Linked DNA regions of Homo sapiens: region 1 is linked to region 2. A link is an interaction called in ENCODE POLR2A ChIA-PET data of the cell type or tissue named here. Cell type or tissue: PC-9. All regions are shown on one strand.

Region 1 (5,000 bases), 99 kb before region 2:
TCTAGATCTTTGGCTGTGGGTCACCACACCCTGAGGTGCACCACAGCCTGTTCCCCCTCAAATCAGGCTCACCTATGGTTCAGCACTCTGTCTGGGGCAATCTTCTCTAGGGTCTGGAGCTGAGGGGTCTGGGCCCTAGACTAGGATGAAGCCTTTGTGGATCCAGGGTAACAAATCACCCACTTTTTTGTTGGTCTGAGCTCTGAGGGTTATTCCCTGGCTTTGATTGGCATCCAGGATGTTTCGGGGCCTGCTCTTTGGACATCTCTAGCTTTAGCCCGTTCAGCCTCCCCAAGCTCCGGTGGGTCTCTTCCATTTCTCTAGCACTAGCTCAGTGTGCTAAGGGCATGGAGAGTGACTGCCATTTCTCCAGCCATTCATTCTACCTTGAGCCTGGCAGACCTTAGTCATTGGTGCCTAATTTAGGGTTCACTGTGGCTCCATGGATGGAGCACAGGCCCCTTGAGAATGGGTCCTGCCCCCAGCGTCAGCCTGGCCGGCTCGCGTTCTCCTTCACCTCACACCCAGCGCCAGGGAGGTCCTGATGCCCTGACCGTGGTGCACATGAACTGTGCAGTGCAGTGACATGCTAGGTTGTGAAGCTGCTGTGCAAAGTCAAAAGGTGAAATGCCCTCAGCAGCCAGAAGGATTATGATCTGCAGATTCTCCTCTCCCCGCCCGTTGAAGATGGGCTTCTTTTTTTACTGTTCTCTTTTGGTCAGTGCAACCCCAAGGTATTCTGCTGTCACCTGGAATTGTGTGGCTGATTAAAACTTTTTAAAAAGAAAGAACACTACGCTGCTTCCAGGACAGGATATGATAGCATACTTGGTTTTTGTGTTTTTAGCCCTGGTATGGCGGGAATTCACTGTTGATTTTGGCTTCCCTCTCCAAGGGGTGTGGGCTGTGTGCCTCACATGGACAGGAGCTCAGTCCCTGTGGCACTGCTGTCTTGGCCCCAGGTGAGAGGCTGGCTTCCAGATGGAGAAGGAGGAGCAGGCTGCTAGGGGATCAGGCCTCATCCAGCCAGAGACCTGGAGCTAGTCGACACTGATGCTTTTAGCTGAGGGGTCTTGGAATTAATCCGTTTTCCCTGGATTCATTTTTTTTTTTTTTTTTTGAGACAGTCTCACTCTGTTGCCCAGGCTGGAGTGCAGTGATGCGATCTCGGCTCACTGCAACCTCTGCCTCCTGGCTTCAAATGATTCTCCTGTCTCAGCCTCCAGAATAGCTGGAATTACAGGCACGTACTACCATACCCTGCTAATTTTTTGTATTTTCAGTAGAGATGGGGTTTCGCAATGTTAGCCAGGCTGTTCTTGAACTCCTGACCTCAAGTGATCCGCCTGCCTCAGCCTCCAGGAGTACTGGAGTTACAGGCGTGAGCCACCATGCCCCGCTTAGATTTTTTATTTGTAACTCTGGAGAAGGGTTAAACCCTTACCTAAGAGGTTATTGTGAGCATCACTTGAAAATATTTTCTAAGTGCATACTTTTTTTTTTCTTGAGGTGGAGTCTTGCTCTGTTGCCCAGGCTAGAGTGCAATGGCACGATCTCAGCTCACCGCAACCTCCACCTCCCGGGTTCAAGCAATTCTCCTGCCTCCGCCTCCCGAGTAGCTGGGTTTACAGGCATGCGCCACCACGCCTGGCTAATTTTGTATTTTTAGTAGAGATGGGGTTTCTCCATGTTAGTCAGGCTGGTCTTGAACTCTCGACCTCAGATGATCCTCCCGCCTCAGGCTCCCAAAGTGTTGGGATTACAGGTGTGAGCCACTGTGCTTGGCCTGCATACTTTCTACTCTTTATAATATTTCATCTAATTTAATGATCATGGCTACACTACGAGCTAGGCATTATTAGTAACTCTATTTTGTATTTGCGGAAACAGACTTAGCACTCTGTGAACATTTTGAGGTATATCTTTCCAGTCTTTTTTCCCTATAGGATTATATATGCTTTTAAAATGTAAGTTCATACAGTCATGTTTTATAATCTGCTTTTTAAAAAAGTATTTCATGAGTCATTTTTCAATACACCTCTATGTCACTGTAAGTAACTTCATAGCATTTCATTGTAACGTTCTATCCTAATTTTGTGAAGTCCCGTCATTGGACCTGTATGCTAAATCTTTTTTTTTTTTGCCATTATAAATAATACTGAAATGGATATCCTTGAAGCTAAATTTTGTATACATCACTTTTTTTTTTTTTTTGGTGGAGATGGGGTCTATGTTGCAAGGGCTGGTCCTGAACTCCTGGGCTCAAGCAATCCTCCCACCTTACCCTCCCAAAGTGCTGGGATTACAGGTGTGAGTCACCACCCCCAGCTTTTTTTTTTTTTTTTCGAAGATAAATTCCTAGAAAGTAGAATTACTGAATCATAGAGTATACATTTTTTGGAGACTTTGATACAGAAGCCAAATTGCCTGTGTTTTTTGTTTTTTTTTTTTCCGTTAAAAAATTGTGTTGGCCGGGCGCGGTGGCTCATGCCTATAATCCCAGTACTTTGGGAGGCTGAGGCGGGTGGATCACCTGAGGTCAGGAGTTCAAGACCAGCCTGGCCAACATGGCGAAACCCCATCTCTACTAAAAATATAAAAATTAGCCAGGCGTGGTGGCGCGTGCCTGTAATTCCAGCTACTCAGGAGGCTGAGACAGGAGAATTGCTTGAACCCAGGAGGTGGAGGTTGCCGTGAGCTGAGATTGTGCCACTGCACTCCAGCCTGGGTGACAGAGCAAGATTCCGTCTCAAAAAAAAAATGTGTTAAATATACATACCATAGAATTGACCATCTTAACCACTTTTAAGCGTACAGTTCGGTACTAAGACACTGTTGTGCAACCAATCTCCTGAACTCTTTTAACATTTGCATTATTGTGCAACCAGTCTCCAGAATTCTTTTACCTTGCGAAACCAAAATTCTATGCCCGTGAAACAGCAACGCCCCATTCCCTCCTCCCCTAACCCCTGGCAACCACTCTTCTATTTTCTGTTTTTATGAATTTGATTACGCAAGTACCTCATGTAAGAGGAATCATACAGTATTTGCCTTTTTGTGTCTGGCTCATTTCACTTAGTAAAATGTCCTCAAGGCTTATCCATATTGTAGCATGTGTCAGAATTTCCTTCCTTCTGAAGGCTGAATAATATTGTATTGTATGTATGTATATGTGGCATTTTGTTTATGTGTTCATCTGTCAATGGACACTTGGGTTGCTTCTACATTTTAACTATTGTGAATAATGCTGCTATAAATGCTAGTGTACTAATACCTCTTTGAGACCCTGCTTTCTATTCTTTTGGGTATATACCTGGAAGTGGAATTGCTGGATCATATGGTAATATCTATTTTTAAATGTTCTAATTTTAACAGAGTGATCTGTGAGGGTTCTTTCCTACCTGGCCTTTCGGTTTCCCCCCGAGAGCTGAATGAATTGCATTTTTTCGCTTCTTCCCGTGGCTGCAGGGTACCCAAGTCTGGGATTCATCTTCCGTGGGTGCTGCAGCTGTCCTCGTGCCCTTTGACAGGCTGGGTAGGTGGGAGGGAAGGGGTTCTGTTGCTGAGGATGTTTTCTGTTTTCTACCTCTGCATCCAGGGCCCAAGGCTCCAGGGTTCCAAGGGTGGGGCTTCTTGGAAGGGCGGCTGCCTTGGATGTGATGAGTCATTCAGACTGAAGGAGTTGGGACCAGCCTGGTGTTGGGCCTGAGGCTGTGCCAGGATCAGCTTGGCTCCAAATCGAAAGTTCTGAGTTAATGAAAAAGCAAGTCCTCCTCTTGCAAGGGACCTTTCCTAGAGCTGGGTATTGGCACAGAAAGGCCCTTGCCGGTGGGAATCACAAGGCAGTGCCTGCCCTGCAGGGCTGTGTTACAACCCTCCGATGCCTCAAGGACTGGGCGCAGGGCAGCCCACCTTCATCCTGGATTGAGCACTGTAGTCTGGCCGTTTGTGCAGAAGCGCTCACGGGGCAGAAGGTAAAGAAAAGAAACCCAAGCCTGCAGCACCTGGGTGGGCTTCCAGTCAGATGTTTGTGGACAGGAAAATAGACCTTATCAACCAGGGGACAAATACAAGGTTCCCGGCCCCTTTTTATGGGCAGAACTGGGTGACTGGACTGTGACCTTGCTTAGGAAAAGCCACTGCCAGCTCCAGAAACTTTTTGGCCCTGTGTATATTGGAAATTGCTTTATAGAGGACCGCCTCCGTGAATGTACCCCTCTACTTTGAACTTTTATTTCTCTGAATCATGACAGCTCCCTTCAAAAAGGCATTATCTCCATTATTTTTAGATAAATTTTCATATGGTGACATGTACAAATCTTAACTGTATAATTTCATGAATTAGGCCAGTGTAAATATCCATGTGACCAGTACCCTAATAAAGATACAGAACATTTCTATCACCACAGAAAGTCCCCTTGGGCTCTTTTCTAATTGGTCTCCACCCCAGGCAACCTCTGTTTTGTTTTTGTGTTTTTTTTTTTTTTTTAAGAGATAAAGTCTCGCTATGTTGCCCAGGCTGGTCTCGAACTTCTGGGCTCAATTGATCCCCTGCCTCAGCTCCCACAGTGCTGGGATTACAGACGTGGGCCACCACTCCTGGCCTTATTTTCTATTGATATAGATTAATTTGCTTTTTTGAATAAATGAAATCATACAGTATGCATTTTTTTTATGTCTGGTTTCTTTTGCACATGTAATTTTTAAGTAATTCATTTGTGTTATGTGTATATAAGAGTTTGTTTTAAAAAAAAAATCTGGGCCGGGCACGGTGGCTCACACCTGTAATCCCAGCACTTTGGGAGGCCGAGGCGGGTGGATCACGAGGTCAGGAGATCGAGACTATCCTGGCTAACATGGCGAAACCCCATCTCTACTAAAAATACAAAAACAAAATTAGCCGAGCTTAGTGGCGGGTGTCTGTAGTCCCAGCTACTCGGGAGGCTGAGGCAGGAGAATGGCGTGAACCCGGGAGGCAGAGCTTGCAGTGAGCCGAGATC
Region 2 (5,000 bases):
TTCACAGATCTAAGTGTCTTCCCTGTGCTGGCCTGAGGCTCAGGACATCTGGGATCTAATCCTGGCTCTGGCCCTGATCCACTTGGGGGACTTAGGAAAAGACACATTTAACTTGCATGCTCCTGGTGTCCCCTTTTGTACATAATAATCCTCGTTCCTGGGCCATAGTGTTGTTCTAATCAAATGAGGTGATGCATGTGAAAGTGTAAATATGTGCAGTGCAATCCCAGAGACGGCAAAGCACAGCATGGAGTATCTCACCCCCCTTCAGTCCCTCACCAGTGTCAGACATTGCTAAGCAGTCACAGCACCTTTTTCCCACTGAGCAAAGATGTGATCTTGGAATCTTTTTCAACGTGAAACAACATGATAGGAACTACTAGCTGTCATTCTAGGTCAGTTTCACATTTATGTAAGGGATTCATTGTAAAAATAGTAGAGGAAAGATGTCCATCAGTCATCTGAGCCTTTGTGAACTCTGGAGGTTGGTACAGCCTTAGATAATTACCAAGAGAGGAATGTGGAAGGTATCCCTGCTGTGGAGTCAGGGCAGGCCCCCAGGGAGGACACTCTGGCCTTACCATGCCACTGTGACTTTATGAGGACGTTGGCCTCTGATCAGTACAAGGGGAAGGAGAGCCTTCCCTCCCCTGAGGGCACAGCCACCCACAAGCCTGGGCTGGAGCGAGCCCTCTGAGGTCGTGGGTGAGTCCCACTCCCTGAGGTCTGGAAAGTGGTCGGTGGAGGTATTCTTAGTGTGCTGTGTGGGTGCTGGGTTTGGCCCTGTAGTCCTTGGAGTGGGATTGGCAAGTGCCAAGAGGCTGAAGAAAGCCCACTGGGAGTTGAAGACTTTGCTCTTAGGGGCTGGGGACCCCATGTTTCTAAGAATATAAGTTTTGGCCAAGAGCAGATTCTCTACTCTCCCTGTCCCCCTGTCGGTGCCCTAGATGCAATAAGGGATGTTTCTGTGGTTCTAGCCCTGCTCTGGGTTCAGCTTAGGGTTTTCTACCCAGACCAGGCAGGAAGGAGATGCCACCTTGGCAGTTCTCTGCTAGGCAAGAGAACCAGCGGAATTTGTCCCAAGTTTGTCCATCAGGCTCTGGTCCTGCTGGCTGCCGTCTGTGCCAGGCTCAAGGATGGCCAGGGGCCTCCGGGAAACTGGCAAGTGTAGAAAGAAAAAGAAGTGTGCTCTCTGCAGTGGAAATGAAATCACAGGAGCAGGTCCTGACAGTCTGCCAGTGTGGTCCCAGACTTCTCTCCAGTAGCTGGAAATCCCACTCAGCTGGGGTATTCAGAACTGAATTCACTGGCAGAAAATTCTAGCCAAGAAGGGGAAGACTGAACTTTGCCTGCCTGCCAATGGGGAAACGTGAGAAGGAAGGCAGAGGCCCTCCCAGAATGCGCAGGAGTCGCTGGTTGACACTGCTCTTCAGAGAGGGCTTCAAGGCTTGCCCAGGAAGGGACCCCCGGCAGCCTGCACTCCTCTTGGAGCTTATCTCTGCTCTGCCACCTCCCTGGATCCCCTCTGCACCAGGCACTTCCAAGGGCAGAAGAGGTACCTGAGGAAACCAGGGAGTCCCAACAGTGACTGGTGGAATGGTTGGGTCATTGAGAGCCCTCCCAGGAAGGGGGTTCCTTTGAAGTCACCTGACCTTCATGGTGGGAGGGTCATTGGTTGGTCATGAAGCTGAGATTAGAGCACCTCAGGGAATGACTGGCTTGACTTGGTTTCCCAGTGTAAGGAAGGAAAAAACAATTTTCCCTCTACCTTTCTGAGTTCTTAGCTGGGACCTTGGTAACAGGAGACAGATTAACAAGGAAAAACAAACAGAACTTTATTAACATGTATAAAATGTATTCATGGGAGATACTCAGGGAAAACGAGAAAAGCTTAAAGAAGTAGCTTAGAGGCCCAGCTCAGTGGCTCACGCCTGTAATCCCAGCAGTTTGGGAGGCCGAGGCGGGCGGATCACGAGGTCAGGAGATCGAGACCATCCTGGCTAACACGGTGAAACCCCATCTCTACTAAAAATACAAAAAATTAGCCGGGCGTGGTGGTGGGCGCCTGTAGTCCCAGCTACTCGGGAATCTGAGGCAGGAGAATGGCGTGAACCTGGGAGGCGGAGCTTGCAATGAGCCAAGATCACGCCACTGCACTCCAGCCTGGGTGACAGAGCGAGACTCCGTCTCAAAAAGGAAAAAAATGAGGTAGCTTAGAACTGTGGCTTACATAGCATTTTCAACCAAGAGCATACAATTTAAAAGAAGCAATGAGACAAAGAAAAAGGACTTGGAGTCTCTGGGGATGGCAAATTGTGGGAAGACAAATCAATGGGAAACTAATGGTAGACAAAGGCCAGTTAGCAGCGCTTGTTATGTAGATTCCTTTGTGCCATCTCCAGGCTGATAAGGTTCTAACGTTGTCTTCTGTGATCAACCTTTGTCCTTCCTGGTTGAGAGGGGAGGAGGAACACCCTTATAAATTTATATCCTGCTTTTAGGCAAATAGGGGGAGGGCAGAGAGCTTTTCTTTTCTCTGCTTCTTCTCAGTTGCCTTCAGCTCAAAACAGTCCTTACGCCCAAGTGACATATTTGGGGGTGGCATGTTCTGCTATCCTTCAGCAGCCCCTGAAGAAGGTCCTAGCCCTGGCCACAGAGCCACCCACTCTCCCTGCCCTCAGCTTGGCTAAGGAGAGTGTGGACACTTTGGTGCAGCTTGTCTGCACTGCAAGAGACAACTTGACACCCTCAAGCATGAGTGGACAAGCGAGGTGTCTGGGTGGCACTCTGCCCTCTTCTCCCAGGGGCAGACTCTGGAGAGGAGGAGTTTCCTGGTCCCTCCCCTTCCCCAGCCCCTCCCCTCCTCATGCTTTCTTCTTGGTGAGGGAGCTCCAGGCTCTCCAGAACCTCTCCCTGTCAGGCACCCCAGCAGTAGTGGGGAGATGGCTCTGCATGAGCTTTGGCTAATTTGGTAATTCCTGGGATGCAGTTACTGAAGCATTCCTGGCATGTGACCCAGCTTCTTCTCTCCCCAAATGCCCCTGGAAAGACAGGAAGACAGTGTTGTTATCTGCATTCCTCTTGATGACAGAGTGACGATGAATGATTTCCCTTTATTGGTTCCCTCTTGCTGCCAGTGTGGAGCAGGCCGCCTCATTCTTTAAGTGGGTTTGCAGGATCAAGAGCGTGGGTATGGCCTCAGAGCCTCTCATCCCTCACCCCAGGCTGTGGCATGAGGGGGCACATCTTAAATCCCCAGAAGCTCCCTACTGCCACCCCTGGTACCTCCCAAGGCGGGACCTGAGTCACTGAGGGCCAGAGCTCTGCCCATCCAAGCCCAGAGCCTTTTTAGGTGCTCTGGGACTCTAACAAGAAGGCTCTGGTCTCTAAGGCCAAAAGGATGAACTCTCTGGCCACACAGAGCTTCACCCATCACCCCCTCCGCCTGCTGGCTGGCCCTCTCCCCCATCATGGAGGGTTGGACCAGATATGAGAGGTGACAAACCTAAGACAAGCAGCCCTGCGTTATGGGGGCGCTTGAGGGTTACTTTCCTCACTGGGTGTCTCAGTCCATTTTGTGTTGCTGTAACAGAATATCTGAGGCTGGGTAATTTATTATTATATTTTGTTTTTATTTTTTGTAGAGACAAGGTCTCACTATGTTGCCCAGGTTAGTCTTGAACTCCTGGGCTCAAGGAATCCTTCCGCCTCAGCCTCCAAAAGTGCTGGGATTACAGGCATGAGCCACCATGTGTGGCCTTTTTAAAAAATATATTTTTTATAGTAATTTACAATAAGCAGAAACTTTTTATTTGGCTCACAGTTCTGGAGGCTGAGAAGTCAAAGATCGAGGGGCACATCTGGCGAGGGCCTTCTTGCTGCCTCATCCCATGGCGGAAGGTGGAGGGGCAAGAGAGTGTGAGAGAAGGGGAAGCCGAACTCATCCTTTTACCAGGAACCCCCTCCCAAGATAACAGCATCAATCCATTCAGGAGGGCAAAGCCCGCCTGACCTCATCACCTCTTAAAGGTCTCACACTTCAATTCTGCTGATTGAGGCTTAAGTTGCTAACACATGAATTTTGGGGGACACATTCAATCCATAGCACTGGCTCAGTTTTTTCTGCTATCAAATTGGGATGATAATCTAGACTCTCTTGTGACTTCAAGGAGCAGTTTTAGGGCTCAGGTGAACTGAAAGCTGTGAAAAGATAAGTCAACGTTGGGCATTTTTATCACTATATTCACATAGATGACTTGGTGGCACGTGGCCTGAGCCTGAGCCCCACCTGGGACCAGGCTGGTTTCTGTTGGACCATTCTTAGTGTGGGATGAGGGTCTTTGGCCCACATTTCCTTGTGATGCCAGCAGGGTGCTGAGAAGACAGGGAGGGAGTGCCTGGCAGAGACAGGGACCTCCAAGATGCCTTCGAGGTTCTCCTACGGTTGGTTGGCTGGGATGGTTTTTAAAATGAGTATCAGAGCTGGCTCTGGAGGAGGCACCTGCAGGTTGGAGCAGGGCCTTCAAGTTCATCTGACCTGGACCTGAGTCCCACTTTGCCTTCACTCACTGACCAGGTTCTGTAACCTCTCAGAACTTCAGTGTTCTCATCTGTAAAACGAGGCTTGCTATACCAAGCACCTAGGGCTGTTGTTAGAATTAGGTTAAATAATTCCATAAGTTAGTGGCCCAGTCATTGGGATTATTTTTATGTTTTTCACTTTGAAGCATAGCTGCCGGGCCATGTTCAGATGCTCTTGGTTCTCGGGGGGGAGTGGAAACCTGGTGCCAAGCCCCAAAGACTCATTGCAGTAAAGCCACTCCGTCCTCTCTGAGTCCACAGGGGAAGCTGGCCAAGGTCACAGACCCTAGCTGCCTTGTGGACAGGACAAGAGTGCACACAGTGCAAGGCCCAGCCTGACCTTAGCTACGGGGAGGGCAGCCTGCTTTGCGGGGGAGAATGAGCTGAGGGACGAGGGAGATACCTTGGGTAATCTGTGC

What was found. ChIA-PET counts read pairs that join two places held together with the same protein. Peaks named below come from ENCODE experiments on the same cell type or tissue, not always from the same donor. Only the 100,000 strongest peaks of a DNase experiment are listed, where the experiment ranks them.
Region 1: POLR2A ChIA-PET joins it to region 2 with 11 read pairs; 2 of 35 experiments call an interaction of 5 or more read pairs at or near these places.

What each region holds. Positions count from the first base shown.
Region 1 is chr2:46,964,462-46,969,461 of GRCh38, forward strand. All of the region lies in intron 3 of TTC7A (tetratricopeptide repeat domain 7A), which reads left to right. Among named protein-coding and RNA genes, the nearest start is that of TTC7A, 26 kb to the left of the region's middle. RefSeq lists an enhancer at 3,489-3,783. In PC-9, no CTCF peak of the experiment used is centred here; DNase peaks (open chromatin) are centred at 880, 2,350, 2,950 and 3,680; H3K4me3 peaks cover 1,502 bases; H3K27ac peaks cover 4,702 bases.
Region 2 is chr2:47,063,097-47,068,096 of GRCh38, forward strand. All of the region lies in intron 19 of TTC7A (tetratricopeptide repeat domain 7A), which reads left to right. Among named protein-coding and RNA genes, the nearest start is that of STPG4, 90 kb to the right of the region's middle. RefSeq lists an enhancer at 3,292-3,850. In PC-9, no CTCF peak of the experiment used is centred here; a DNase peak (open chromatin) is centred at 2,985; H3K27ac peaks cover 3,247 bases.